Regions from separate parts of the Homo sapiens genome. Here region 2 is linked to region 1. Evidence: read pairs that join two places in POLR2A ChIA-PET (ENCODE). Cell type or tissue: A673. All regions are shown on one strand. Links, peaks and the distances in the headings refer to the core of each region. The heading gives the core; the rest is flanking DNA.

Region 1 (14,170 bases), core at 9,171-14,170:
CCAAGATAAAAGAGTCATTAAGCACACAGACACACAAATAGGCAAGCAAAGGTTGGAGAAGCACATTCTAGGAGAAAGGAACTGCAGAAATCTTGCGTTGGCAGGAACTTGACACGTTTGATATACTACAAGGTCGGCAAGACCTTCTCATAAATTTGTGAAGCAATTAGCATTCTTTTAGTCAACAGTCAGCATTTCTCTATGTGTGTAGTATATTTATAACTAATAAAGTAAAACTTATGCTTTTAAGAAAATATTTTTTCCCAAACATTTAAGTGTTAATTGCATGCCTAAATTAAGTTCGTTTTTTTGGTTTTTTGCTTGATTAAAATTACAACACAAATCCATTGGATCTTAAATACCTTAAAAGCCTTTAAAAACTGGCAAAACATACTAGTTATCACAAAGATTACAGAAATTATGACATAACATTGCTTTTTTTTTTTTTTTCAGACAGAATCTTGCTCTGTTGCCCAGGCTGGAGTGCAGTGGGGCAATCTCGGCTCACTGCAGCCTCTGCCTCCCGGGTTCAAGCAATTCTCCTGCCTCAGCCTCCTGAGTAGCTGGGATTACGGGCATGCACCACCACGCCTGGTTAATTTTGTATTTTTAGTAGAGACAGGGTTTCTCCATGTTGAGGCTGGTCTTGAACTCCTGACCTCAGGTGATCCGCCCGCCTCGGCCTCCCAAAGTGCTCGGATTACAGGCGTGAGCCATCGCGCCCTGCCACAATCAATCTTTAGGTTGGGCCCTTTGAAAAAACAGAATCTTGTTTCTGATTTCATGGAACTTTTAGGTCCCTTTTCTCTTCGAATAGATTTTGAGTTTTGGAAACCAGAAGCATATATTCTTTAAATTTTTCAAAATCAGCTTCCCTATCCCAGTTCAGCCATTATTATATATTGATTTGATCTGTTGGTGTGATTGATAATTTAGGTATGTTTTATCAATATCTCATTATAATTATATGATCATCTAAACCTTGCTACTCAATGTGTGGTCCATGGGCCAGCAGCATCTATATCACGTGGGATGCAGAATCTCAGCCTCAGTCAGGCCTCCTGACTCAGAATCTGCATTTGAACGAAACCTCCTGTGATCTGATGGCCATTTAAAGCCCAGATGACTCATAGAAAGGATGCAGCTACCTAGATATGAGGGATGGAGCCTGTGGCTGGCAATCCTCTTCAGGACATGCAACTAATTTGGCATCATGGAACCCACTATTACTCCCTCTTTTCTTATAGTTTGAGGTTTCATTATAACTGCTAAGATTTTCTTCTACCTTGACCAAGAGAAGAAGGCTTGGGACTGAATCCTGAGAAATCCAACATTGAGGGAAGAAGCAGATGAGGAGGAATTGCGTAGGAAGTTAAGAGAAAAGCTGGAGTTTTCCTGCCGTGGAAACCCAGAGAAATGACTGTACTAAAATAAGTAGTGAGCACCTCACTGTGAACATTAGCCATGTTCCTATTGGGATTGTTATGAGTAGCAATTTTAAAATGAAGAACAAATGCTATCTTAGACGGGCTAGAGAAGCTCATGGAGTCTCATCACAGAGGTCTCTCCCAAGAGTCATTTTCCCGGACCTTTGGAAGAAGGATCGATGGTCCCCCACGGTGTTGAACGAAGTGCTTATTTGCAGAATTAACTCACAAAAATGTTAAATTCAGAGGAAATGGTCTGTTCACTGAAGTGTTACATTTTCTTCTGAGGGGTGAGGTGAGGATGTGAAGGGAAAGGATGACAACAAGCCGAGGTAAACTTACTTTGAAAGAATAGTACAACCTTCCCACTACTTTGTTTTCTGGGCCTCCCATAGCACTTCATGCACTGATTTTTTTTAAACATAAACAAAAGGTTTAAATATTGTTTTCAAAATTCCCTACCCAGGACTGGGCACGGTGGCTCACACCTGTAATCCCAGCACTTTCGGAGGCCAAGGCGGACGGATCACTTGAGGTCAGGAGTTCAAAACCAGCCTGGCCAACATGGTAAAACCTTGTCTCTACTAAAAATACAAAAAATAAAAAAAATTAGCCTGGCGTGGTGTTGCGCGCCTGCAGTCCTGGCTACTCGGGAGGCTGAAGCAGTAGAATCGCTTGAACCCGGGAGGTGGAGGTTGCAGTGAGCCGAGAGCGTGCCACTGCACTCCAGCCTGGGCGACAGAGTGAGACTCTGCCTCAACAAAAACAAAAACAACAAAAAATTCTCTACCCTAAAGAATTGGGTAAAATCCAGTCCTCCAAACCAGGGGAAGAGTTAGTTCCTGGAATACTCTATTTTGATCTTGCAGAATTATACTCCGTTAGAAATTAATCCAGATAAGATACGAGAAAACAATAAAGCAGGAACATTCTAGAAAGTGTATTGATTAGGACAACTTGACTCTAATAATCTATTTCTTAGCTTAAATCTGTTAATAGATTTGATTATCATAAGCACTTGGCTATTAGCCAGAAATCCTGGATAAATGGACGGATCACTGTAAATTTGGTATTTGAAGCTGTTATATTTCAAGCTGTTTTTTTTTTCTTTGTATGTGCTGTCTCTTTAGAGCTGGTTAAAAACAGCAGATTTCACATATGACGTTATCTGCAGTGCCCTGTGCAGAGGCCTGCAGGGAGTTTACAGAGACACCTGGTGGCTGAGAAGGTGAAGTACCTTGGCTTTGTCAGAAGATAAAGGATTTGAATTGTGTCTAAATTTGGTTTCTTTTTGTGGCTGAGAATTTCACTCCTTTCTTAATTATTTTAGTAGAATTGCACATTTAAAAAAATAGACTTTGATTTTTAAAGATTATTTTTAGAGCTTTCACTCTTTCTTTCTGAAAAAAATCATCAACCAGGTGAATTGACCAGTTCCATCAGCTGGGCTGAATCTCATCAGGGCCAGGACCAGAGTGAGGCAGGAGAGGCACTTGCTTCCAGTGCACATTTAAGGGGGAGCCAAAAATATTAGTAATGAATATAGATAAATTTTTTTGAGACAGGATCTCTATCTGTCACCCAGACCAGAGTGCAGTTGTGTGATCATAGCTTACTACAGCTTTAAACTCCTGGGCTCAAGTGATCCTCCTGCCTCAGCCTCCCCCATGTAGGAGGGACTGCAGGTACGCATCACCATGCCTGGCTAATTTAAAAGAACTTTTCTTTTCTTTTTTTGGTAGAGATGGGGGTCTCATTTTATTGCCCAGGCTGGTCTTGAAGTCCTGGCCTCAAGTGATCCTCCCACCTCGACCTCTCAAAGTGTTGGGATTACAAGCATAAGCCACCATGCTTGGCCTTAATACAATATTTCTAAACATCAAAATTAATGCAAAATATTTCATTATAAATAAAAATACCAAAGTTTAAAAACAGGATTAGTGGCTGGGCATGGTGGCTCATGCCTGTAATCCCAGCACTTTGGGAGGCTGAGGCAGGTGGATCGCCTGGGGTCAGGAGTTCGAGACCAGCCTGGCCAACATGGTGAAACCCCATCTCTACTAAAAATGTAAAAATTAGCTGGGTGTGGTGATGCATGCTTGTAGTCCCAGCTACTTGGGAGGCTAAAGGAGGAGAATTGCTTGAACCCTGGAGGTGGAGGTTGCAGTGAGCTGAGATCATGCCATTGCACTCCAGCCTGGGCGACAGAGAGAAATTCTGTCAAACAAACAAACAAACAAAAAACCAATAACAACAACAACAAAAAAAAACAGGATTAGTATTGCCAATATTCTCTCTCTCTTTTTTTTTTTCAGGCTCCAATATGGCTCAGAAAGGCACTGAGAAAACCTAGCCTTAGCTAGGCTAAGAGCCTAGCTTCTGGCCTGGCTTTTACGTGGTCAGCGGATGTGCGTCCATCCCCCTGCACTGGTTCCCCTTGTCCTTTCTGTGGCTCTCCTGGATTCCTCTCGTTCAGCTCCTTGGTGTACAGAGCCTATGTCAATGGCAATGGTGAGGTAAGTGAGAAGAAGAAACGGAGAAAGTTAAAAAGTGTCTTTGAGGAAAACACTTGGGAATAAAATCTTCCAGTTCTCCTGCTTTACCTTTCAGTACCCTCCCTGCTTCCTTCCAAACATGCTTCCAGAAGCAGGCACCTAGGCCATTCATACCCACGGGGCTGCTCTCGGCTAAGTAGGCCTAGCCGAAGAGACACTGAGGGCAGGTGGGCAGGTGGGGTGGGAGATGGAGCAGCGCGTTGCTGACTGGGAGAAAGCACCTCCTTGCCTCTTTTCAGTTTTAACATGTCCCTTTAGTGCCCACTTTCCAGAACAGGGCAGAGGATGGGGGAGCGGGAGATGAGTGAGGTCTTGGGGCCATGGGGCCATGCTGCTTCTAAGGGGGCAGAAGCTGTGGGAGAGGTTGGGGGCTGGTAGCTCTCAGAATAGCCTGGGAAGGGTATCAGCTGGGTTTGCACAGTGTTGTCTCCGAATCTCCCAGCTCCCCTTCTCTATGATTAGCATCCTTGAAGTAGCGTGCTACTGTTAACAGAAGAGCAGAGTGTGCCCCTTCTGCTTTTTCCCATGCTTGTCATTTGCCTAACTCTTACAATGTTAGCAGAGAGACAGTGTTTGCAACGAGCAGGGAAATATTGCACAATTGTGACTGCAGGGTCTGCTATGAGAAGAGGAAGCAGAGCCAGTGGGGTGAGAACCTCCTGGGATGAGAAGGGGTCGGAAACTCAAGAACAAAGGAAAATGTCTGAGAAGTCCCAAGGAGCAAGTGGGCTACCATTGAGGACAGAAATCTCCCATGGATGAGGTCTCCTCTGTGCAGCAAAGAAAGACCCCAGAAACAGGAGGAAGCCAGGAGATACTCACCCTATACCACACTGTACAGTTTTATAGCTTTCAAATATATTCCCTCAGGGGATTTCAGGGAAAATAGTATGCACCCTCTGACAAAGCACAGACATCAGAGCCCGCTACAGTCCCCAGATCACTCACTTGGACATACTGGATACCCTGGATCATATATCAGCTGCTCTCCTGACCCAGAAAACTGCATGTCTCTTATCACCCACTCATGTCTCTTCATGAACTTGGCTCTTCTGTTGGCAACTTTATGAGTTTCTTTTTACCAGTGGGTGCTTTCTGACTACCGTAGCCTGTGTGGTTTGGCAAGGGGAATCATAGTGGCATTCACTGAGAGTCTTGCTTTGTGCCAGGTGTGTGCTTGGTACTTTATCTGCTTTCTCTTGAATCCTCACAATAACCCTTTTGGGTAAAATATTATAATCTTCCTTTATACAAATGAGAAAATGAGACTCTGAGAAATAATTACTACTAACATGACTAGTAAGTGGTGGTCCTAGGACTTGAACTGGGGCCATAGGACTCCTCCTGTGTCCTTAGGTCCTTTCTGTTGCATTAGGTCAGCAGAGACATGGGGAGATGCCTCCACACCCTCCCCCTGCATCCTTGGCAGATGCTGCTAACTGGATTTGGTGGTTGTTTCCCTTGAGCTAGGACTATGTATAAGGGAAAAATTATGGTCCATGTTCTCAAGGAATTTTGCTTTGACATAGGTTAAAATATAACACAGCAGTAGACTGACAATGTAAGGCTGTAAATAACATCCTGGCCATGAGTGCTAAAAAAATCAGGTAAGCTTATGAATCATAGGAAATATACCCACCATTCTTTGTCTGAAAGCTGGCCTTTCCCTTACTTCTTAATTCCTTAGATTTCTCATTCTAGATATTACTCATTTATGCATCAACAAATATCCTCTAATATCCTCTCTGTATCTGGGAGAATAGCACAGAACATGACAAAGCCCCCACTTTTGTGGAACTTAATTTTAGTAGGGAGACAGACGATAACTACCAAGTGCAATGCATACATGCAGGTCAGCTGGTCCTAAGTGCGAGGAAGGGTGGATCCCAGAGATGGAGAGAGGGCTGGGATGTTACTCTACGTAACATCATCAGGGAAGGGCTTCTGATAAGGAGGCACTAGGCAGAACCCAGGAGGAAGAAGAAGGGGAGTCAGGAGGATATGCTAATGGTGCTCCAGGCAGAGGGAACAGAAGGAGGGGCGCAGTGTGCATGTGGAATGCAAGGAGGCCAGCACGGCTGGAGCTACATGAGCGAGGGGGAGAGTGTTGGAGAAGGAAAGTCGGGGGAGACATCACGTACGGCCTTGTAGTTGCCAGTAAGGATTTTGGCTTTTATTCCAAATAAGGTGAGAATCCACTGGAGAGAATCCACTGGGCAGAGGGGTGACATGATCAGATTTGTGTTTTAAGATGACCACCTGGCTGGGCTTGGTGGCATGTACTTGTAGTCCCAGCTATCTGGGAGGCTGAGATGGGAGGATCTCTTGAGCCCAGGAATTGGAGGCCACAGTGCACAATGATAATGAGGGAGTGCAGTGAATAGCTGCTGCACCCCAACCTGGGCAACACAGTGAGACCCCCATCTTATAAATTATTTAAAAATAGGCTGGTCATGGTGGCTCATGCCTGTAATCCCAGCACTTTGGGACTCTGAGGCAGGTGGATCGCTGGAGCTCAGGAGTTTGTGACCAGCTTGGCCAACATGGTGAAACCCTGTCTCTACTAAAAATACAAAAATTAGCCAGGCATGGTGGCAGGCACCTGTAATCCCAGCTACTTGGGAGGCTGAGGCAGGAGAATTGCTTGAACCTGGGAGGCAGTGAGCTGAGATTGTGCCACTGCACTCCAGCCTGGGTGACAGAGTGAGACTCCGTCTCAAAAAAAAAAAATTAAATTAAAAAAATAAAAATAGAAATAAAAAATAGATGAAATGAAATAAAATGACCGTCTGGCTCTTACCTGGAGAAGGGAATTCAGGGGCACCGTTGGCTGCTAGGAGGCAAGTGTGGTTGGTGCAGATGGCAGTCAGCAATGGCTTAGACCAGGAAGACAATAGGGAAGGTGGGGAGAGGCGGCTGGGTTCCCGATATGTTGTGAAGGTGGAACTGCTGGGATTCATTCACAGATTGGATGTGGGGTGTTCCAGGTTGAATTGCATCCTACAGAATTCACACGCTGAAATCCTAACCCCCAGTACTGAAGAATGTGACCATATTTGGAGATATGGTCTTTAAAGAGGTAATTAAGGTTAAGTGAGGTCACTGGGGCGGGACTAATTTCATCTGAGGAGACAACGGGTTTCGGTACAATCGGGGAATAGGGTCACAACCTAGAAACCAAACAGAACTCTGGGACTCTGTATCTCTTAGGGAAATTGCCAGAGCCCTGCCCTCCAGGCCTGTCCTTATTCATGGGGATCTGAGAAGAAGAGATTAGGACCCAGACATGCACAGAGGAGACCCTGTAAGGACACAAAGAGAAGACAGCCATCTGCAAGCCAAGAAGAAAGGCCTTGGGGGAAACCAGCCCTGCCCACACCTTGGTCTGGACTTCCAGCTGATTCTTGGATGAGCTGGTCCTTAGGCACGGAGGCAGGACTGTGAGAAAATAAATTTCTGTTTTTAATTCACCTGGTCTATGGTATTTTGTTGTGGGAGTCCAAGTAGACTAATACATGGGGTTTGAGAGAGAAGAAGCGAGGATGATGCGCAGGAGTTGGATCTGTTTGAAGTTAGGTTAGGAAAGTTCATTTCCTTCACGATGCCCAGAAGCACCAAGAGAGATTGTCCCGCTGGGTTTCACTCAGAAGAGTTTTCCAGTCCACTACACACCACTGACAGAGCCAGAGTACAGTGGGACAAGAGTGAGACACAGGCACATGCAGTCACAAAAGGAGAATCGGCTCCATGCCCAGTGTGATCACCTTCAGGTGCCCACACCATAATGAGCTCCGGTCCGACGTTCCTGTTGGCCCAGAGGTCCTCCTTCCTCCCCTTCCTGAATCGCTTTTGTTCTGATCTAACCTGCACTTCCCCAGGCCAATGGATTTGAGTACAGCTGGGGAAGGGAGTTGCTAGGATTTCTAGCAATCTAGAAACAAAACTGTGTTCTGGGACTCTGTACTTCTCAGTGAAACTGCCAGAGTTCTGCCCTCCAGTCCTGTCCTTATTCATGGGGACCCCAGAGAGACTCACTTGAACTTCTGACCCATTCCCCTGCTGCTCACCCTGCCAGCCCCTGGCCTGGCTGTAGCCACAGTTCCCACCATCACCTATATCTGGAAACTCTAATTCCTCATCCACGACACTATCACGGTCACCCTGTGGAAGTGAGGAGGCTTGCCCAGCCTCCAGACATCCAACAGGGTTGCTTCCTACTCTTTCCAGTTCTCTTACATTTCTGATTCCTTATTAGAAAGGGTTCTTCCATGCCCAGAGCCTCCGCTGGAAGGCAGTTTGAGTCTCACTGGCTGAGCTGCAGTGGGAGTCAGCCCTGGCCCTGCCATGCGTCTGCGCATGTCAAGCTCTTTTCCCTGCAGGCTTTGCCCCTTCTTCATCTGGAACGCTGTTTCCTATTGCAATTTTCATGAGCAAAGTGGATTTATGGATCTGTTTATCTATGTCAGGGGTCAACAAACTATGCCCTGCCACCTATTTTCGTAAATAAAGTTTTATTGGAACATAGCCACACATTCATTTTGCTATAGGCTGCTTTCATAGTACAATGGCAGAGAAGAGTAGTTGGTACAGAGACCATATGGCCTGCCAAGATGAAAATATTTACTATCTAGCTCTTTGCAGAGAGTTTGCCAATCTCTGTGACGGAGTTAGATTGTGTAACTCTCACAAAATGGATAAGAGGATTAAAAAGACTACTGCAGAAATAAGTAAGTAAATAAATAAATCCACGGTGGACTGACAATAATATTAACATCACAATAAAAAAGGACAACAAGAAAATAGTAGGACTGATATTCTTCCACCCACAGTACAAATTGCTTGTCACATAAAACAATTATCCTCTAACCAGGTCTGTCAAGAAGTTGGGAGAGAGATTGGGTGAGGGAGAGAGATGGAAGGGGGAGAGGAAGAGGGGAGGAAAAATAAATAAATTAAATAAATAAATATATAAATAAACAAATAGTGGCATTGAGCTACAAATGACATGCTTAGCATGTCATTTTCCCCTTTAATGATCATTTATCCAGCAATTTTATGGTCAAGCACTATTTTTAGGGTTCCACATGCATTAACTGATTCAGTCCTCAAAACAACCCCAAGAGGTAGGCACTATTTATAATTGTCCCCATTTTATAGATGAAGAAACTGAGGTCGAATAATCTGGCTGAGCTTACACAGCTAGTAAGTGGTGGGGTTGGACTTGAATCCAAGCAGTTCAACTCCAGGGTCTGTGCTCTTAAACTCTACATTATACTGCTTTTGATCAAGAATACGAAGTGGCTGGGCATGGTGACTCACCTGTAATCCCAGCACTTTGGAAGGCTGAGGCAGGTGAATCACGAGGTCAGGAGTTCAAGACCAGCCTGGCCAAGATGGTGAAACCCCATCTCTACTAAAAATACAAAAAAAAAAAAAAAAAAAAAAAAAAAAAAGCCGGGCGTGATGGCAGGTGCCTGTAATACCAGCTACTTGGGAGGCTGAGGCACAGAATTGCTTGAACCCAGGACGTGGAGGTTGCAGTGAGCTGAGATCACGCCACTGCATTCCAGCCTGGGCAACAGAGCAAGACTCAATCTCAAAAAAAAAAAAAAAAGAAGAAGAAATAGAAAACAAAGACAGAAGTAAACCCTAAAATGTTTGGAGAGTGGTGCCATGGGCAGCCCTTTTGGCATGACTTTGCGTCCTAACTACCAATCTTATCCTAAACTCTGGTGCAAGGTGAAGGAATTCATGTAGCTGTCTTTTAAAGGAGCTTTGAGGGGGTTTTTTTGTTTGTTTGTTTTGTTTGTTTGTTTTTCAAGACACATATCTAGGATAAATCCAGCAAATTTAGAAAGTAGAAGTGAAATAGGTCCTTGGGGATGGCATCCCATTGAGGTATCTCCTGCCATTTCAGTGAGTTGTGAAGCATTGGTTAGCATGCGTCATGGCTCTGAGTGCCTAGGACAGCACTCCTCTGTGAAGAGCCCAGCCTCCTGGGGAGGTTGAGGGTCTCTGGCATGGTTCTTGGTGGAGAGTCAGCATCCTTTACCCACCTTCCTGTGGGGCAGATCGAAGTCCCACCTGCCCTTGGCTGAAAGGAAGTGCATTCCCAAGCCTCCTAAAGGCACACTTGACCTTGATTTCCTCTGAGCTTCCTCACCAGATGAACTGGTGTTGTGTAAGGAGCACTGTATTGAGTCAGGACGATGGGTTATGTCCTTGCGAAGGCTTCTGACCTCTCTAGTCCTCAGTTTCTTTATCTGTAACATGAGTGACCTTAGCTAGATGGTCCTCAAAGAGCTCTTTACAGGTTAGAAGTGCTCTGATCCTGTACTTAATGAAATGGAGAAAATATTCATGCCATATTCATTTGCAGGGAAAAAATCCTTTGCAAAACATGATGTTTGACTCTTGTAATTTTTGTTTTAAAAAACACATGTAGCAGAATGAAGGTATTTGTTCTTCCCATCCCCACTCTGCTGCTGGGCAGAGGATATTTTAGCCATAGAATTCACTAGGATTCTTTGTCAGACAGGACTCTATTCTAAGGAATGGGAGCACTGCCATCATCCTCCTGGAATGGAGTCAGGGATGCCCCCCAGGACACTGGACCCCAATGGGCAAAGGTTCTCAGCAGCTTCAACCTAAAAGAGGCCCCTGAGGGGAGAAGGGACCCTGAAGGGAGGGGAGTGGTATAGGAAGGGAAGGGACACCATTCAAGGTAGGCCCTGTGTCAACTACAATTCAACCCTGTGAGTGCTGTAAGGAATCCAAGACATATGAGGTAAAGATCCTCTACACACAAGGAAGTCACCACCCAGCTGGCATCAAAAGCCATATTGATGAAAGACAACGAGAAGGAAGAGATGCATTGTTAGTGTTGCAGGGAGCACAGTGGATTGGGGCAGGTGGCCTGGATCCTGTCTCTGGCCGATCACTGCTGGAGGGAAGCCACTCTGCATCCCTGGGCCTCAGTTTCCTCATATAGAAGTGAGGCATTAAACTCAATTTCAAAATTACCTTCTGCCTCTGAGATTCTGGAGCGGATGGTTTGCTGAAGGAGGACTGAGCGTGGGCACCCGGAATTGTGTCATTTGATGAATGAGTCAGACTAGGGGCGTCAGAAAAATAATGTCTTCACAATCAACACAATGGGATAGGCAATTAAGAAACACTTTGCCGATGGCTTGAGTGTCTGTTCCACTCAGAGGATACATTCCCGAAGAGGGATGGGGTGACTCATCAGGCGGCTGTAACCTGATGAAACAGAGCTATCCAATTTCCTCGCTCCAATTCCAGGCAACCAAATTATCTTAATATGGTTTTCCAAAGCAGTTTCCCCAGGCAAGAGGAGAGACAGACATGAGTTTCCAGACTAAGCAGCAATTGAAAATTGACATTTTTTTATAGGAGTAAAATTATATCACATATGAGAAATGACTGAAACTTTATATGAAGTAGCATTCAAATGCAAAGGGTGTCATCATTAGCAATATCACCATTGGTTATTATTCTCATGCTGATTTGGTCAGCCTTTGAACCAGTTTTTCTTTTTTTTTTTCGAGCTGGTAAATCCTGGGTGACTTGGTGAGTATAGAAATTCTGGGTATGCAAAGCTGATCAAAGATGATAATTACTGATATTTAGAAAGTGCTTTCACATACAGTTATCTCAGTAGCTCTAGAGAGAGAAAATATTATTTTCCCCAGTCTGTAGTTCTGGAAGGCTCAGAGAGGTTAGGTGACTTTTACAGAATAATAGAGCTCGTCAGGGTTTGGCTGGCAGTCAAACCCAGGTGGTCAAGTCCAAATCCAACTCACAGTGTTGCTGCTTCTTAAGCGAGTGATTATCCGCCCATCCAGCACACCCCCTCACATATATACTCACAAACATTTACTATGCAAGATCCATGCCCAGTGGGACAGCTGCAGGAGGGATCAGAAGCTGAGGCAGAGAAAAAACCAAAATGCCAATATATTCTGGAGATCATAGAACCGTGTCTCTTTCCCTCTTCAAATGCTGCTAAAAGCACGTAGAGTCTTTCTGGACAGCCGTCCCATGGCTCAGTCTTTTAGGCTTCCCTTAGTCCCTGGACTCAGGCTGACTCTGCTCATGGTGGGTGTAGAAATCTCCCATTCTGCTTAGATGGAGTCTCTGGGGTGTCAGGCATACCCCTGTTGCCTGCATCTACCTCCTTTTCTGTCTGGTTGTTTCTGCTGAGGGTGGCTAGGGACCCTCAACTGAGATGGCCCCCCACAACAGCACTGTTGGACCTAACACACCCTGGGTTCCCGGCTTCTCAGCCACTGGAGCTGCCAGTCTCAAATTACCGGAGGGGAGGGAGGGCAGGCCTGGATCTCAGGATCTCGGTCCTGCATGCAATGCAAGCCTGAGCTCTCCCGCCATAAGGCTGCAGCGGTGTGGGCTCCTTGTGCCCAGATCCTTTGTATTCATAGGGGGAAGTGGAAGACCACGCTGCCTGACTGAGACTTTATTATAGAGGCTCAGGAAAAAGATGAACTGGTCCCATTCCTGCATCTCCTTTTGCTGGATCTACTTTGCTGCTTCCAGACTGAGAGGTGAGAGGCTGGTGACACGTAACCTATCTTGTCTCATCTGGGGCTATTGCTTTGGTGGGAGGTGGGGCAGGACAGGGAAGACAAAACAGATGATTCAACCGCATGGAAGTGTTCTGTGCTTCCTACTGACTCTGATCTTGGTAGGGCATGCCAGAAAAACAACTCATCCATCCACCCAAAGCTTGTCCCTCGCCAGTGTTGGGCCATCCCCCATTTTAGACCTCAGTCTTGTGTTGTTTGTCTTGAAATACACACAACACTCTGAATGTTAATCCAGATCCCTCTTGTTGAGTAGCTGCAGAGACGGCAGATGGAAAATATGCTCAGAAGTTGTTTAATGACCTTTTTGAAGATTATTCTAATGCTCTTCGTCCAGTGGAAGATACAGATAAAGTCCTGAATGTGACCCTGCAGATTACGCTCTCTCAGATTAAGGATATGGTGAGTAACACATGGTGCTGACTCTGTGGAATGATTCTTAGAGGATAAACAACCATGCTTTCTGAAGAGAATGTCTTAACTGGGAATTTGAGAGGGAATGATAGCTCCTTAAGCAAGCTGGTGGGAGAAGAGAATGTCGGGAAAAGGAAGCTTTCTACAAAACTAATTAATTTCAAGAAACGTTACCTAATCCTGGTCATTAACTGTAACAGTCTTAGATAATCTAAAGAAAGATGGGGTTACATACTGTATGCAGCCATTTATATAAAATGTCCAAAAGAGGTAAATCCGTAGAGACAGAAAACGGCATAGAGGTTGCCGGGGTCTGTGGGGAGGACGGGGAAAACGGCCAGTGAGTTCTTAATGATTACGGCGTTTCTTTGCGGGGGGAAGAAATGATCTTGAATTAGGCAGTGGTGATGGTTGCACAACGTTGTGAATATATTGGAAGCCGGTGCATTGTTCCCTTCGAAAATGATTAAAATGGTGAGTTTTAATGTGAATTTGATCTTAATTTTTTTTTTGAGACGGAGTCTTGCTGTCACCCAGGCTGGAGTGCAGTGGCATGATCTCCGCTCACTGTAAGCTCTGCCTCCTGGGTTCACACCATTCTCCTGCCTCAGCCTCCTGAGTAGCTGAGACTACAGGCACCCGCCACCACACCCGGCTAATTTTTTTTTTGTATTTTTAGTAGAGACAGGGTTTTACCGTGTTAGTCAGGATGGTCTCAATCTCCTGACCTCATGATTCGCCCGCCTCGGCCTCCCAAAGTGCTGGGATTACAGGCATGAGCCACCGCGCCCGGCCAATCTCAATTTTTTAAAAAAGGTAGTGTTTTAAGATGGCATAGCTTATTAGTGCTTATCTATGTTTAATTACACAATGTTATGAAACTTGAAAGATTTTCCTTCTGCACATTGTTATTTCCTGACTTTTGCTTTCAAGTACATCATTCATTGATCAATTTTCAGGAAATATAGGCAGTTGATCTATGCAAAGATATCAATACTAAAATATTTGTCCACTTTACATTCTGAACACTAAATCTAGGAGGAAAAAAAATATGATCTTGGCAGTCAATCAAGGGGATAGAATAAATAAAGAATAAAGCTCTCACTTTACTTATTGAAATTTGATGAGTGTTTGTGAAATTCCTATTGTGAAG
Region 2 (15,034 bases), core at 4,232-9,231, 190 kb before region 1:
AAAGTAAGCCAGTTTTTCATATTCTTGTAAGATGTTTGAAGATTGCTTGTGTTAATGTCCCACACAACTTATTTTCATTTATTGACATTATGTTTCTACTTAAATTTTCTACAGCTATTCATTAGAACACACAGTGCAATTTCTTAACTGTGTTCTTGAAGGGGACCCTGTAAAAACAGTTGTAGCCCAAGAGTTTGTTCACCAAAATGAGAATGTCACATCTCATACTGGCCAGAAGTCTAAAGAGAAAAAGGTATGGAGTTACTAATTTTTTTTCTACAAGGGTAGATAATTGCATATAAAAATATAATTGGTTCATTGAGTATAATAATTTAATGATTATTTCTCACCATTTTGACTAGACTGGAAATTTAACCACCAATGGCATATTTGGCTTATAATATCTGTGCACTCAAAATAATGAATTTATAGCTGATTTTTTCCTTCGTGTGCATGATAAACAGGCACTTGAATTTCTGCAACTTCTGTATAGTCTGACACAGTAGAGTATGTGGTTTAATTGAATAGCAGTAATGTGATGGGTCTTGAATATAAACATGTGGGCAGAAATATTTAGCCTTTTGGGAAAGTGCCAAATTTTTTCCCAAAGTGGCTCTACCATTTTATATTTCCACTAGAACAGTATGAGGGTTACAATTTCTCCACATCTTCACTGACATATATTATTATTTAACACCCGTCTTTTTATTATAACCATTGTAGTGAGTGGGAAGTTGTGTTAAGAATACCGAGAATTTGTTTTAATCAGGTATGGTAAGACGTGCAGACATGGAAGTGTCGTGAAGGAAGTTTATCATACTCACAGAGTTCTGGAAACAGGAGGTATGGCTTGCTACCCAAGTTCACATGGGGAGCCAGCAGGATTGGTCAGGAGGCAGAAGGAGTAGGGGGGAAATGTGGGCAAAAGCCTGTATTTTGGTTTCTATGGGAAGGAATGGGTAAGGCAGGGTAAGCAGGTTTAGGATTGGCTAGTTTAAATAATTTCAGCAGGCTCTGGGGCATAGGGACTTCCCCTGGTTGTCTGATACTCGGGGGCAGGTGGATAGTGCCCTGGAGTGGGAGAACTCCATTAAAGGAGGAAGTTGGAGGCATAGTTTCTGGACTGGTTGGTTTCCAAATGAAAGGCGTGCTCCCAGACAGGTGTTTGTTATCTCTAGGAATTAGCTAAACCTGAGGGGGTTGTGAGAATGGATGGAGATGAGGGGGCAGGAGGAGCAGCCTCTCTAGTGTCATGAAGGCTGCAAAAATTCCAGTGGCAGAATACAGAAAATAAAAGACATGGTTAATACAGAAATGGTGTCTTATTGTGGTTTTGATTTGCATTTCCTTGATGACTATTGATGTTGAGCATCTTTTTATGTGCTATTTGTCATTTGTACATCTTTGGAAGAATGTCTGTTCATATCCTTTGTCTATTTTTAAATTGGATTATTTGTCTTTATTGTTGAGTTGTAAGTGTTCTTTATATATTCTAGATACAAGTCCCCAGTCAGACATGTGATTTGCAGATATTCTGTCCTTTCCATAGGTTGCCTTTCACTCTGTTGTTTCTGTTGTGACACTGAAGCCTTTTAAATTTGATGTAGTCTAGTTTGTCTACTTTTGCTATGTTGCCTGTGCTTCATTGCCAAATCCAATGTCATGAACTTTCCTCCTGTATTTTCTGTAGGAGTCTTATAGTTTCAGGCCTTTCATTTAGGTCTTTAATCCATTTTGAGTTAATTTTTGTATATGTAGTGAGATAGAAGTTCAAGTTGATTCTTTCGCATGTGGATATTCAGTTGTCTTGTACCATTTGTTACAAAGACTATTCTTTCCCCATTGAATTTTCTTGGCACTCTTGTTGAAAATGAATTGACCATAGTTACAAGGATTTATTGCTGGACTCCTAATTCTATTCCATTGATCTGTATGTCTGTCCTATTGCCAGTACCACTTGTCTTGATTACTGCGGCTTCTTGATTACTGTGGCTTTGTAGTAAGTTTTGAAATTGGGAAGTGTGAGTTTTCCAACTATGTTCTATTTATTTATTTATTTTAAGAGATTTTGGCTATTCTGGTGCCCTTGGATTTCCATGTGAATTTTAGGATTAGTTTGTGAATTTCTGCAAAGAAGCCAGCTAGAATTTTGATGGGGTTCGTGTTGAATATGTAGACCAATTAACAATATTAAGTCTTTCAATTCATGAAATGGAGTATCTTTCAGTTATTTAGGTCTTCTTTAATTTCCTTCAACAATGCACTATAGTTTTCAGAGTATAAATTTTACACATCTTTTGTTAAGTTTATTTCTAAATACAGTATTTTATTCTTTTTCATGCTATTGTAAATGTAAATGGAATTATTTCTTTTGTTTGTTTTGTTTCTTTCTGGTCTGGAATTATGTCCTTTTTAAAAGTTTATTTTTTGATATTACTTTTAAATTAAAAAGAGAAAAGGGTCTTGCTATGTTGCCCAGACTGGTTTCAACTCCTGGGCTCAAGCAGTCCTCCCGCCTCAGCCTTCCAAAGTGCTAGGGTTACAGGCTTGAGCCACCGCACCTGGCCTGGAATTATGCATTAATTTTATTTTTGGATTGTTTATTACAAATACATAGACATGCAGTTGGGTTTTTTGTATTAATTTTGTATCAGCATTAGGCTTTTTTTTTTTTTTTTTTGAGACAGAGACTCACTCTGTCGCCCAGGCTGGAGTGCAGTGGCGCGATCTCGGCTCACTGCAACCTGTGCCCTCTGAGTTCAAGTGATTCTCCTGCCTCAGCCTCCCAGGTAGCTGGGATTACAGGTGCCTGCCACCACTCCCAGCTAATTTTTTGTATTTTTAGTAGAGACGGGGTTTCACTGTCTTGGCCAAGCTGGTCTTGAACTCCTGACCTTGTGATCCACCCACCTTGACTTCCCAAAGTGCTGGGATTACAGGCGTGAGCCACTGCGCCAGGCCTAGCATTAGGCTTTTTTTTTTTTTTACATTTTTTTTTCTTTTTTTTTTTTTTGAGACAGGGTCTCACTGTGTTGCTCAGGCTGGAGTGCAGTGGCAGGATCACAGCTCAAGCGATCCTCCCATCTCCCCCTCCTGAGTAGCTGGGACTACAGGCATGAACCACCACACCTGGCTAATTTTTGTATTTTTTGTAGAGATAGGGTTTTGGTTGCCTAGGCTGGTCTTGAACTTCTGGGCTCAAGTGATCCACCTTGGCCTCCCAAAGTGCTGGGATTACAGGCGTGAGCCACCATGCCCAGCCTTATTTTTTTATTTTATTTTACTTTACAGAATCTTATCATCCTGCAATCCTTATTAATAAGACCACTCAGGGGTAAATTAAGTGCTCCCTTTTTTCTTTGAATGTTTCATTGTCAGTTAGTTGGTATTTAGGACTTAGGTAATTTTGATTTTCATATGATCTGTTAGTGCTACCACTGATGCCTCTGCCCACCTGGAAAACATGCTGTCATGGATAGATAGATGCAGCATATTATAAAAATGCAGAGAGTGTACACAAGATGATTATGAGACCTTATGGGCCAAATTGGCAATGAAGTTACTTCTCCCTCCTGATAATATGCAAGGCACTGTGAGTCATTATGGTAATAGGGGGTGATAAGAAGATGTGCTTGCTCAAAGTGGGAGATGATTGGAAATATAATCAGAAAGAGAGTTTTTGTGAGTTATGTAAACCTTGGCCAAAATGTAAACTTTAAGTTATTCTGGAAATTATTTTTGCACTTATTCTCTTTTTTTTTAAAATTAATTTATTTTTTATTGATCATTCTTGGGTGTTTCTCACAGAGGGGGATTTGGCAGGGTCACAGGACAATAGTGGAGGGAAGGTCAGCAGATAAACAAGTGAACAAAGGTCTCTGGTTTTCCTAGGCAGAGGACCCTGCGGCCTTCCGCAGTGTTTGTGTCCCTGGGCACTTGAGATTAGGGAGTGGTGATGACTCTTAACGAGCATGCTGCCTTCAAGCATCTGTTTAACAAAGCACATCTTGCACCGCCCTTAATCCATTTAACCCTGAGTGGACACAGCACATGTTGCAGAGAGCACAGGGTTGGGGGTAAGGTCATAGATCAACAGGATCCCAAGGCAGAAGAATTTTTCTTAGTACAGAACAAAATGAAAAGTCTCCCATGTCTACCTCCTACTACACAAACACGGCAACCATCCGATTTCTCACTCTTTTCCCCACCTCTCCCCACTTTCTACTCCACAAAACCGCCATTGTCATCATGGCCCGTTCTCAATGAGCTGCCGGGCACACCTCCCAGATGGAGTGGTGGCCGGGCAGAGGGGCTCCTCACCTCCCAGTAGGGGCAGCCGGGCAGAGGCGCCCCTCACCTCCCGGAGGGGGCGGCTGGCCTGGCGGGGGGCTGACCCCCCCACCTCCCTCCTGGACGGGGCGGCTGGCCTGGCGGTGGGTGACCCCCACCTCCTTCCTGGACGGGGTGGCTGCCGGGCGGTGACGCTCCTCACTTGTCAGACGGGGCGGCTTCCGGGCGGAGGGTCTCCTCACTTCTCAGACGGGGCAGCCGGGCAGAGACGCTCCTCACCTCCCAGACGGGGTCGCGGCCGGGTAGAGGCGCTCCTCACATCCCAGACGGGGCGGCGGGGCAGAGGCGCTCCCCACATCTCAGACGATGGGCGGCCGGGCAGAGGCGCTCCTCACTTCCTAGATGGGATGGCGGCCGGGAAGAGGCGCTCCTCACTTCTTAGATGGGATGGCAGCCGGGCAGAGACGCTCCTCACTTTCCAGACTGGGCAGCCAGGCAGAGGGGCTCCTCACGTCCCAGATGATGGGCGGCCAGGCAGAGACGCTCCTCACTTCCCAGACGGGGTGGCGGCCGGGCAGAGGCTGCAATCTCCGGCACTTTGGGAGGCCAGGGCAGGCGGCTGGGAGGTGGAGGTTGTAGCGAGCCGAGATCACGCCACTGCACTCCAGCCTGGGCAACATTGAGCACTGAGTGAACCAGACTCCATCTGCAATCCCGGCACCTCGGGAGGCCGAGGCTGGCGGATCACTCGCGGTTAGGAGCTGGAGACCAGCCCGGCCAACACAGCGAAACCCCGTCTCCACCAAAAAAATAGGAAAACCAGTCAGGCGTGGTGGCGCGTGCCTGCAATGGCAGGCACTCGGCAAGCTGAGGCAGGAGAATCAGGCAGGGAGGTTGCAGTGAGCCGAGATGGCAGCAGGACAGTCCAGCTTCGGCTCGGTATCAGAGGGAGACCGTGGAAAGAGAGGGAGAGGGAGACCGTGGGGAGAGGGAGAGGGAGACCATAGGGAGAGGGGGAGGGGGAGGGAGAGGGAGAGGGAGAGGGCAGCGTGTAACCTTGGTAACTTCACTTCAGCCTCTGCACTTATTCTCTTAAATTATCATCTGTAGTTTCAAAACTCAGACCACCAATGAACAGTTTTTTCAACTGCTCTGGTTCCTTTGGATCATGGCCCTCCTCTCTCTGGCGGTGGTGGCGACGGCTGGAGTTGGGCTGGGGGTGACTGGGTGGTGGTTTTACCTCCATTTTGAGACTGAACTCGCCTCTTCCAACTCGGAGTTCAGTATCCCTAATTGTATTTTGATAATTTTAGAGAACTCTTCAACATCTCCCGAGAGTGGTTAAAGAAAGGGTAACCTTAGCGGCATAAAAAAGTTAATGATAGTCGATAAATGCCTGACTTACAAGGTAGACGCTGGGGAGAATCTATTTCCTGAGGAGAGAGATGAAAATATACGACAGCCCAGTTTTCATGTGCGTTTTGTGAAGGTGTAAGGCATGAGTTTTTTTTTTAACTTTCTGTGTGTGTTACTTATTGTTTAATATCTTATAGCCAAAGAAATTAAAAGAGACTGAAGAAACACCAAGTGAACTGTCTTTCCAGGACTTTGAGTACCCAGACTATGATGACTACAGAGCAGAGGCTTTCCTTCACCAACAGAAGAGGATGGAGTGCTACAGCAAGGCCAAAGAAGCTTATCGGATAGGGAAAAAAAATGTCGCCACCTTTTATGCCCAGCAGGTAAAGTGGAAAACTGATTATATATTTTTTGTCAGTTATAATAACTAAATACTCTTGAAGCAGATAAGACACCCATATTGTGACTAGATTAAGTTATTCTGGGGAATGTAGTAGTTATGTAAGTGACATAAATAAGGTATCCTAAGAAATGTATGGTTCTGAGAATTTCATCTCCTGCTGTTTTGAGCATTTGAAATGCTCAGTTTCTGTGGTTGCTTTTGCATTTACTGCTTATGTGAATTACAGTTTATTCTGACAGTCCATATTTCTGGCAGCAGAATATTAATATTGGCCATCTGAGAGTGAGATTAAAGGGGTTTTGTGCCTTCTGTCATGTTTGAATTTTTGGTAATATATCACTTTCATAGTACAAAAATAACATTAATTTTTTTTGGGAAGTAAAATTTCTACCTGGGCTCATTTAACATGATATTATAAGGAACTTGCTTTATTTATTTATTTATTTTTTTAAGATAAGGTCTTGCTCTGTTGCCCAGGCTGGAGTATAGTGGTGCAATCTCCGCTAACTGCAGCCTTGACCTCCCAGGCTCAGGTGAACCTCCCACATCAGCCTCCCAAATAGCTGGGACTACAGGCACGTGCCACCAGGCCCAGCTAATTTTTGTATGGGGTCTTACCATGTTGTCCAGGCTGGTCGTGAACTCCTGAGCTCAAGCAATCCTCCCATCTCAGCCTCCCAAAGTGCTGGGATTACAAGTGCAAGGTACTACTTCCGGCCAGGAATCTGCTTAACTTTTTATGTTTGTGTTGCCATATGGGTTACTTCTTTGTGATTGAGCAGAGAAGAGTATCAAACTGCTATAGGCCTGTGAGCCCTAACAGTAGTCCTTGGGGGATAGCTTCTGGGGTAGGTAACTACAAAATGTTGAAGGTGAACGCCAAGATGAGACCCAGCATTATCAAAGGATACACAAATAATAAACCAGTGATTCCTTCTTGAGATGGTGTATTAGAGTTCTCTAGAGAGACAGACCAGTAGGATATATGAAAGATAATTTATTAGGGGGAATTGGCTCTCACAGTCATAGAGGTGGAGAAGTCCCATAATAGGCCAGCTGTAAGCTAGAGAACCAAAGAATTCGATAGCATAGCTTAAAGCCAGGAGTGTAGCGCAGTCGAAGTTCAAAGCCTCAGAACCAGGGATACTGACTGCAGCCCCCAGTCCAGGGTCAAAGGCTCAAGAGCCACCAAGAGGCAGCTGGTGCAGGTTCCACAGTCTAAAAGCTGAAGAATGTGGAGTCTGAATTCCAAAGGCAGGAGGAGAACATCTGCCTGTTTGTCTTAGCCAGCCTCCAGCTGCCCACATGGTTGGTGCCTGCCCGCATGGAGGGGAGGTCTTCTTTCTGTCCACTGACATGCAGGGCAATCTTCTCTGGAAACACCCTCACAGAGACACCCAGAAACAATGCTTCACCAGCCATCTAGGTATCCCTCAGTCCAGTCAAATTGATACCTAAAATTAACTGTCACATGTGAGGATCGTGTTTAGTTAAGTTTCCCACTTTTACGACTTTTGGTTCAGAAAATGTTAGAAAGAATGACTCAGTAGTTTAAGGACTACATTATTAAGTCACTGAAATTTACCTAAATTTTGGTGCATTCTTATATATTAAACTCATTGCATTATTTAAGATTTTAGGTTTATTATTCCCTTTTTCCCCCTTCCTTTTATTTGGGGCACTATTAACTTCCTCATCACCCAAGTAGCAAACAGCAAAACTGTCCCTTGGTGATATGTTTATGATTTAGGGTACTCTTCATGAGCAGAAGATGAAAGAAGCCAATCACCTTGCTGCCATAGAGATCTTTGAGAAAGTCAATGCTTCGCTGCTGCCACAGAATGTTTTAGACCTCCATGGGCTGCATGTGGATGAAGCTCTAGAACATTTGATGAGAGTTTTAGAGAAGAAGACTGAAGGTAGGACTGTGGTAATCACAAGTTTTCAATAGAATATATGTCTTTGCTTATATTGGTATAGCTTGCAAATTCAGGAGAGTCTGAATATGCAGGCTGAGAATATCTGTGTAACATCTGTAAATGTTTATGTTATTCATTCTTCAAGAGAACCTTCTTGGGAAAGGATCCTCATTGGTATGATGATTAACATTTTCTTCATTTGTATTCCTGTGCTGTATTTATTAACGGGAGGGCATGGTGTAATCTGCGAATCCTCTCTGTGACTTATAAATGAGACCTTTCAGGAATATTACATATCTTTGTCCAATAGACATTTATTAAACTTAATTGATATTTCTTGGATTTCAATTTTTCAGTAGATGCTTGATAAAATACAGAAGTAAATAAGGTGATAGGATTCTCCCACTCCAGTAGTTTTTTTGTTTGTTTGTTTCTTTTTCTGAGACATAATCTCACTCTGTTGCCCAGGCTGGAGTGCAGTGGTGCCATCTCGGTTCACTGCAACCTCTGTCTCCTGGGTTCAAGCCATTCTCGTGCCTCAGCCTCCCGAGTAGCTGGGATTACAGGCGGGTGTCACCAAGCCTAGCTAGTTTTTGTATTTTTAGTGGAGACAGGGTTTTACCATGTTGGCCAGGCTGGTCTTGAACTCCTGGCCTCAAGCAATCCACCTGCCTTGGCTTCCCAAAGTGAGCTACTGCTCCTAGCCTGACCCCAGTTGTTTTTAAATTGAATTTTGGAAATCTTGTAGAAAATCTAGAAAACAGTAAAGATTAGAAAAGAGAAACTTTAAGAGCCGTTTAAATTATTATTTAATCCAGAGAGAAGAAAACTCTTCAAGTATATAGAAGTGTTATGAAAGAATATTCTTTCTATAGAGGATGAATTAATAGTGTTTTACTCAATAAATATTTGATTATCTTCTGTATTCTAGGCATCAAGGATAAGGTGGTGAAAAAGACACACAATCCTTGTCTTTATTGGAGTTTATTGTCTAGTGGGGTATACCATCTAGTAGGATAGATAACAGTGAAAAAATAGTTACATAAGTAATTAGCATTGTGATAAGAAAATACAAGTTGTGGCCGGGTGCGGTGGCTCATGCCTGTAATCCCAGCACTTCGGAGGCCGAGGTGGGCGGATCACCTGAGGTCTGGAGTTCGAGACCAGCCTGGCCAACATGGTGAAACCCCGTCTCTACTAAAAATACAAAAATTAGCCAGGCATGGTGGCATGCACCTGTAATCCCAGCCACTTGGGAGGCTGAGGCAGGGAGAATTACTTGAACCCTGGAGGCGGAGGTTGCAGTGAGCCAAGATCACGCCACTGCCCTCCAGCCTGGGTGACAGAGCGAGACTCTTTCTCAAAAATAAATAAATAAATAAATAAATAAAATAAAATAAAATAAGAAAATACAAGTTGTATTTAGGATAAATTCTAAAATCCCTACATAATATCTCTTGCTTACCTCTCCAGTCTCACCCTGTGTTTTTTTCTCCTTTTCTGTATATTTAACTACACTGTCAGTCTTGACCCCCATACTAGTTAGGCCCCCTGTTAATAACTTCTCACAGTACTCCTACCTCTCACAGTGTTTATAAAAAGCTTATTGTATAATTGGTTATTAAATACCTGTCTTTTTGGCCAAGAATTGAGCCAGTGATGATCATGTTTTTTCTTCAACACTCAAAAAAGTTTTTGAATAAATGACTAAATAATGGTAGTTATTACTCTTATTTTTTTGACAAATAAGATTGTTTATATTGAAAGTATGCAATGTGATGATTTGATAAATGTACACATTGTAAAGTGATTACCACAATGAAGTACTTTAGCACATACATCACCTATTGTTACCATTTTGTGTGTGGGGGATGAGAACACCTATGACTTACTCTCATAGCAAATTTCAAGTATATGATATAGTGCTATTAAATATTATTACCATGCTACACATTAGCTCAGCAGAATGTATTCTTTTTAAGCTTGTACCCTTTGACCAGCATTTCATTTCCTCCTCTCTATTCTGGCCCCTGGCAACTACCATTCTATTATGTTTCTATGTGTTTGGCTTTTTTTTTTTTTTTTTTTTTCCCCAGGTAATGTTTTTATTTTTATTTTTTTATTTTTTTTATTGATCATTCTTGGGTGTTTCTCGCAGAGGGGGATTTGGCAGGGTCATAGGACAATAGTGGAGGGAAGGTCAGCAGATAAACAAGTGAACAAAGGTCTCTGGTTTTCCTAGGCAGAGGACCCTGCGGCCTTCCGCAGTGTTTGTGTCCCTGGGTACTTGAGATTAGGGATTGGTGATGACTCTTAACGAGCATGCTGCCTTCAAGCATCTGTTTAACAAAGCACATCTTGCACCGCCCTTAATCCATTTAACCCTGAGTGGACACAGCACATGTTTCAGAGAGCACAGGGTTGGGGGTAAGGTCATAGATCAACAGGATCCCAAGGCAGAAGAATTTTTCTTAGTACAGAACAAAATGAAAAGTCTCCCACGTCTACTTCTTTCTACACAGACACAGCGACCATCCGATTTCTCAATCTTTTCCCCCACCTTTTCCCCTTTTCTATTCCACAAAACCGCCATTGTCATCATGGCACGTTCTCAATGAGCTGTTGGGTACACCTCCCAGACGGGGTGGTGGCCGGGCAGAGGGGCTCCTCACTTCCCAGAAGGGGCGGCCGGGCAGAGGCGCCCCCCACCTCCCGGACGGGGCGGCTGGCCGGGCAGAGGCGCCCCCCACCTCCCTCCCGGACATGGCGGCTGGCCGGGTGGGGGCTGACCCCCCCACCTCCCTCCCGGACGGGGCGGCTGGCCGGGCGGGGGCTGACCCCCCACCTCCCTCCCAGACGGGGCGGCTGGCCGGGTGGGGGCTGACCCCCCACCTCCCTCCCAGACGGGGCGGCTGGCCCTCACTTCCCAGACGGGGTGGCTGCCGGGCGGAGGGGCTTCTCACTTCTCAGATGGGGCGGCTGCTGGGCGGAGGGGCTCCTCACTTCTCAGACGGGGCAGCCAGGCAGAGACGCTCCTCACCTCCCAGACGGGGTCGCGGCCAGGCAGAGGCGCTCCTCACATCCCAGACGGGGCGGCGGGGCAGAGGCGCTCCCCACATTTCAGACGATGGGCGGCCGGGCAGAGACGCTCCTCACTTCCTAGATGGGATGGCAGCCGGGAAGAGGCGCTCCTCACTTCCCAGACTGGGCAGCCAGGCAGAGGGGCTCCTCACATCCCAGACGGGGTGGCGGCCGGGCAGAGGCTGCAATCTCCGGCACTTTGGGAGGCCAGGGCAGGCGGCTGGGAGGTGGAGGTTGTAGCGAGCCGAGATCACGCCACTGCATTCCAGCCTGGGCACCAATGAGCACTGAGTGAACGAGACTCCGTCTGCAATCCCGGCACCTCGGGAGGCCGAGGCTGGCAGATCACTCGCGGTTAGGAGCTGGAGAGCAGCCTGGCCAATACAGCGAAACCCTGTCTCCACCAAAAAAATAAGAAAACCAGTCACGCATGGCGGCGCGCGCCTGCAATCGCAGGCACTGGGCAGGCGGAGGCAGGAGAATCAGGCAGGGAGGTTGCAGTGAGCCGAGATGGCAGCAGTACAGTCCAGCTTCGGCTCGGCATCAGAGGGAGACCGTGGAAAGAGAGGGAGAGGGAGACTGTGGGGAGAGGGAGAGGGGGAGGGGGAGGGGGAGAGGGAGTTCGGCTTTTTTAGGTTCCACATGTAAGTGAGATCATACAGGATTTGTCTTTCTGTGTCTGGCTTATTTCACTTAGTATAATGCCCTCCAGCCACATCTGTATTGTTGCAAATGGCAGGATTTTCCCCTTTTAAAAAATTTTTAATTAAATTTTTATTTTTATTTAAAAGAAATAGGAGGTCTCAGTGTGTTGCTTAGACTGGTCTCGAACTTCTGGGCTCAAGTGATCCTCCCACCTTGGCCTTCCAAAGTGCTGAGATTGCAGATGTGAGCCACCATGCCTGGCCTGAGCCACTGTGCCTGGTCCCCTTTTTATTGTTGAATAATATTCCATTGTGTCTATATCACATTTTTTTATCAATTTATCCATCGATGGACAATTAGGTTGTTTCACCCAGCCTGGATGACAGAGTGAGACTCTCTAAGAAAAAAAAAATTGAAAAATCGAAAAACAGAAAAATGAAATGGAAAGTAATCAGTATTGTTAAGGATGTGGATAAATTGGAGCCCTCATATATTGCTAGTGTAGCCACTGTGAAAAATTTCACTAGTTCTTTGAAAGGTTAAACATATAATTAACCGTATGACCCAGTAATTCTGCCCCTAACTATGTACCCAAGAGAAATAAAAACACAATATGTCTTTACGGAAACTTGCATATGAATGTCTGCAACAGCCAAAAGGTGGTGGTAACCTAAAAGTTCATTAACTGATGAATAGAGAAACAAAATGTGGTAAATCTATACAATGAAATTTAATTTAGCCATGTAGAGAAATGGCGGACCTTGTAAACATTATTCTTTGTGAAAGATGAAGGCAGATAAAAAGCCATATGTTGTATGATTTCATTTTTACCAAATGTTCTGAGTATGTAAATCTAGAGAGACAAAAATTTGATTAGTGGTTGCTGGGACTGGAATGGCAAGAATATGAGCAGTGACTGCTATGAGGCACAGAATTTCTTTGTGAAATGATGGAATGTTCTGGAATTAGTGGTGGTGGTTGCACAACATGATGAATATGCTAAAAACCGCTTAATTGCATATTTTAAAATGGTTAGTTTTATGTTAATTTTATCTCAATTAAAAAAATTGTAAGAAGAGAAAAAGAGGCCAGGCTCAGTGGCTCATGCCTGTAATCCCAGCACTTTGGGAGGCCGAGGCTGGCGGATCACGAGGTCAGGAGATCAAGACCATCCTGGCTAACACAGTGAAACCCCGTCTCTACTAAAAATACAAAAAAAAATTAGCTGGGCATGGTGGCGGGCACCTGTAGTCCCAGCTACTTGGGAGGCTGAGGCAGGAGAATGGTGTGAACCAGGGAGGCGAAGCTTGCAATGAGCCGAGATCGAGCCACTGCACTCCAGCCTGGGTGACAGAGCGAGACTCCATCTCAAAAAGAAAAAAAAAAAAAAAAGAAAGAAAAGAAAAAAGAGCTAAGTAATTTGCCCAAGGTAATACTTGGTCAAGATCCAAGATGCAGATCTTTTCTGGAAGCCAAGGCCCATCTCTAGTGCATGCTGCCACCTGTGGTAGTCTGTAGTTACTGTCAGTCACCACCAGGTGGCAGTATTGTTGAATAGAAATGAATCCAGTGGAAGATTTGTGGCTCTGACCTGCATTGCCTTTTGACATAAGATTAAGGAGTGTTAAAATCGGAGATGAATTTTTTAAAAAAGAGAGACATCTGGACCTTATGTCCCTTCTGGTTGAAATATACACTGCTACGTACGAATCATTTTTGCCTCCAAATCAAACTAGGAGCAGATCAAACCTTTAGAACTGACTACCATTTTATAGGGATTTACAGGGGACAGAGGAACATGTTAAACAACACCATGGGGATACAGTCAGCAAAATTCAGATTGTGAAAATCTAGGATAGGCTGGGTGTGATGGCTCATGCCTGTAATTCCAGCACTTTGGAAGGCCGAGGCAGTCAGATCACTTGAGGTCAGGAGTTTGAGACCAGCCTGGCCAACATGGTGAAACCACGTCTCCACTAATAATATACAAAAATATTAGCTGGGCATGATGTCTCAGGCCTGTAATCCCAGCCACTCTGGAAACTGAGGCAGAAGAATCGCTTGAACCCAGGAGTCAGAGGCTGCAGTGAACCGAGATCATCCCACTGCACTTCAACCTGGGCAACAGAGTGAGACTCTGTCTCAGGGGGAAAAAAAAAAAAGAGGAAGTCTAGGATAAATGATCCAATTTTTTTCAATAAATTGTAAAGAAAAACACCAGGGGAGGGGAAACCTTGTTACTTAAGAAATATATCAATCAAATAGAATGTATAGACTTATTTCAATCTTGATGCCAACAAATTACTGTAAAAACATATTTTTGAGATAATTGGGGGAAATTTTGGAAACTAATGATATTAAGGGACTTTTATTAATTTTATAAGATATGATGGTGCCATTGTAGTTATGCTTTTTAAAGGAGTCCTTATCTTTTATGAGGTATGTACTGAAATATTTGCAGTTGAAGTATCTGGAGTGTGCTGAAAAATGAGTTAAACAGTCCTTTCTAAGGCGTTAAACAGCAAGAACAGCCTGTATTTGGGAAACGAAACATATACATTACTTCATGCAACAAACATCCTTTGAACTCTTACTTGAGGCATGTGAATCAACTAGAGAATATTTTCAGAGCAATAAGTGAACTATTAGCAGGTGATAATCGTATAAATGACTGACCTAAGTGATAAGGGGAGCCATAGTGAAGAGTGTGAGTTATGATTAGAGATTTAGTTGGGCTTTTTTTGTAAGTAAACTTTTTCTTTTTGAGATGGGAGTCTGGCTCTGTTGCCCAGGCTGGCAGTTGGTTGTGACCTTGGTTCACTGCACCCTCCACCTCCCAGGTGCAACCCATCCTCCTACCTCAGCTTCCCAAGTAGCTGGGACTACAGGTGCGCCTCGCCATGCCCTGCTAATTTTTGTATTTTCAGTAGAGATGGGGTTTTGCCGTGTTGCCCAGGCTGGTCTTGAACTCCTGAGCTCAAGTGGTCCACCTTCCTTAGCCTCCCAAAGTGCTGAGATTACAGGCATGAGCCACTGTCCCTGGCCAATGTAAAACTTTTATGCGTAATATAACATATGTAAAGAACAGTGCCCAAAATTATAGGTATATAGTGCAAAAACTTTGTAAAAAGTTCGTAAAAAGGTTTTACACTATATACCTAGAATTTTGTGCACTGTGAATACCTTTGTGAAGCTAGCACTCAGTTGAATTTTGAGCAACATATTGCTTGAAGTAATGGATGTGGATTAGAGATGGAGATCATAGACAAGGAATTAGAAATGCAAGAGCAACATATTCTTTTAAAATTCCAGGCTGAATATCATCTTGGAGATATGA

What was found. Peaks named below come from ENCODE experiments on the same cell type or tissue, not always from the same donor. Only the 100,000 strongest peaks of a DNase experiment are listed, where the experiment ranks them.
Region 2: POLR2A ChIA-PET joins it to region 1 with 5 read pairs; 7 of 35 experiments call an interaction of 5 or more read pairs at or near these places.

Annotation. Positions count from the first base shown.
Region 1 is chr4:40,322,968-40,337,137 of GRCh38, forward strand. CHRNA9 (cholinergic receptor nicotinic alpha 9 subunit) reads left to right here and starts at 12,366. Exons shown (of 5, transcript NM_017581.4): 1 at 12,366-12,564; 2 at 12,860-13,005. The coding sequence starts at 12,501. It overlaps LINC02265 (long intergenic non-protein coding RNA 2265), which reads left to right. Exons shown (of 4, transcript NR_121641.1): 3 at 3,743-3,943; 4 at 7,193-7,452. RefSeq lists an enhancer at 2,497-2,546. In A673, for the core only: no CTCF peak of the experiment used is centred there; a DNase peak (open chromatin) is centred at 11,154; H3K27ac peaks cover 1,991 bases.
Region 2 is chr4:40,136,830-40,151,863 of GRCh38, forward strand. N4BP2 (NEDD4 binding protein 2) reads left to right here. Exons shown (of 18, transcript NM_018177.6): 14 at 115-253; 15 at 5,844-6,032; 16 at 7,803-7,971. Among named protein-coding and RNA genes, the nearest start is that of RHOH, 53 kb to the right of the region's middle. RefSeq lists enhancers at 2,370-2,963, 10,762-11,543. In A673, for the core only: no CTCF peak of the experiment used is centred there; no DNase peak of the experiment used is centred there.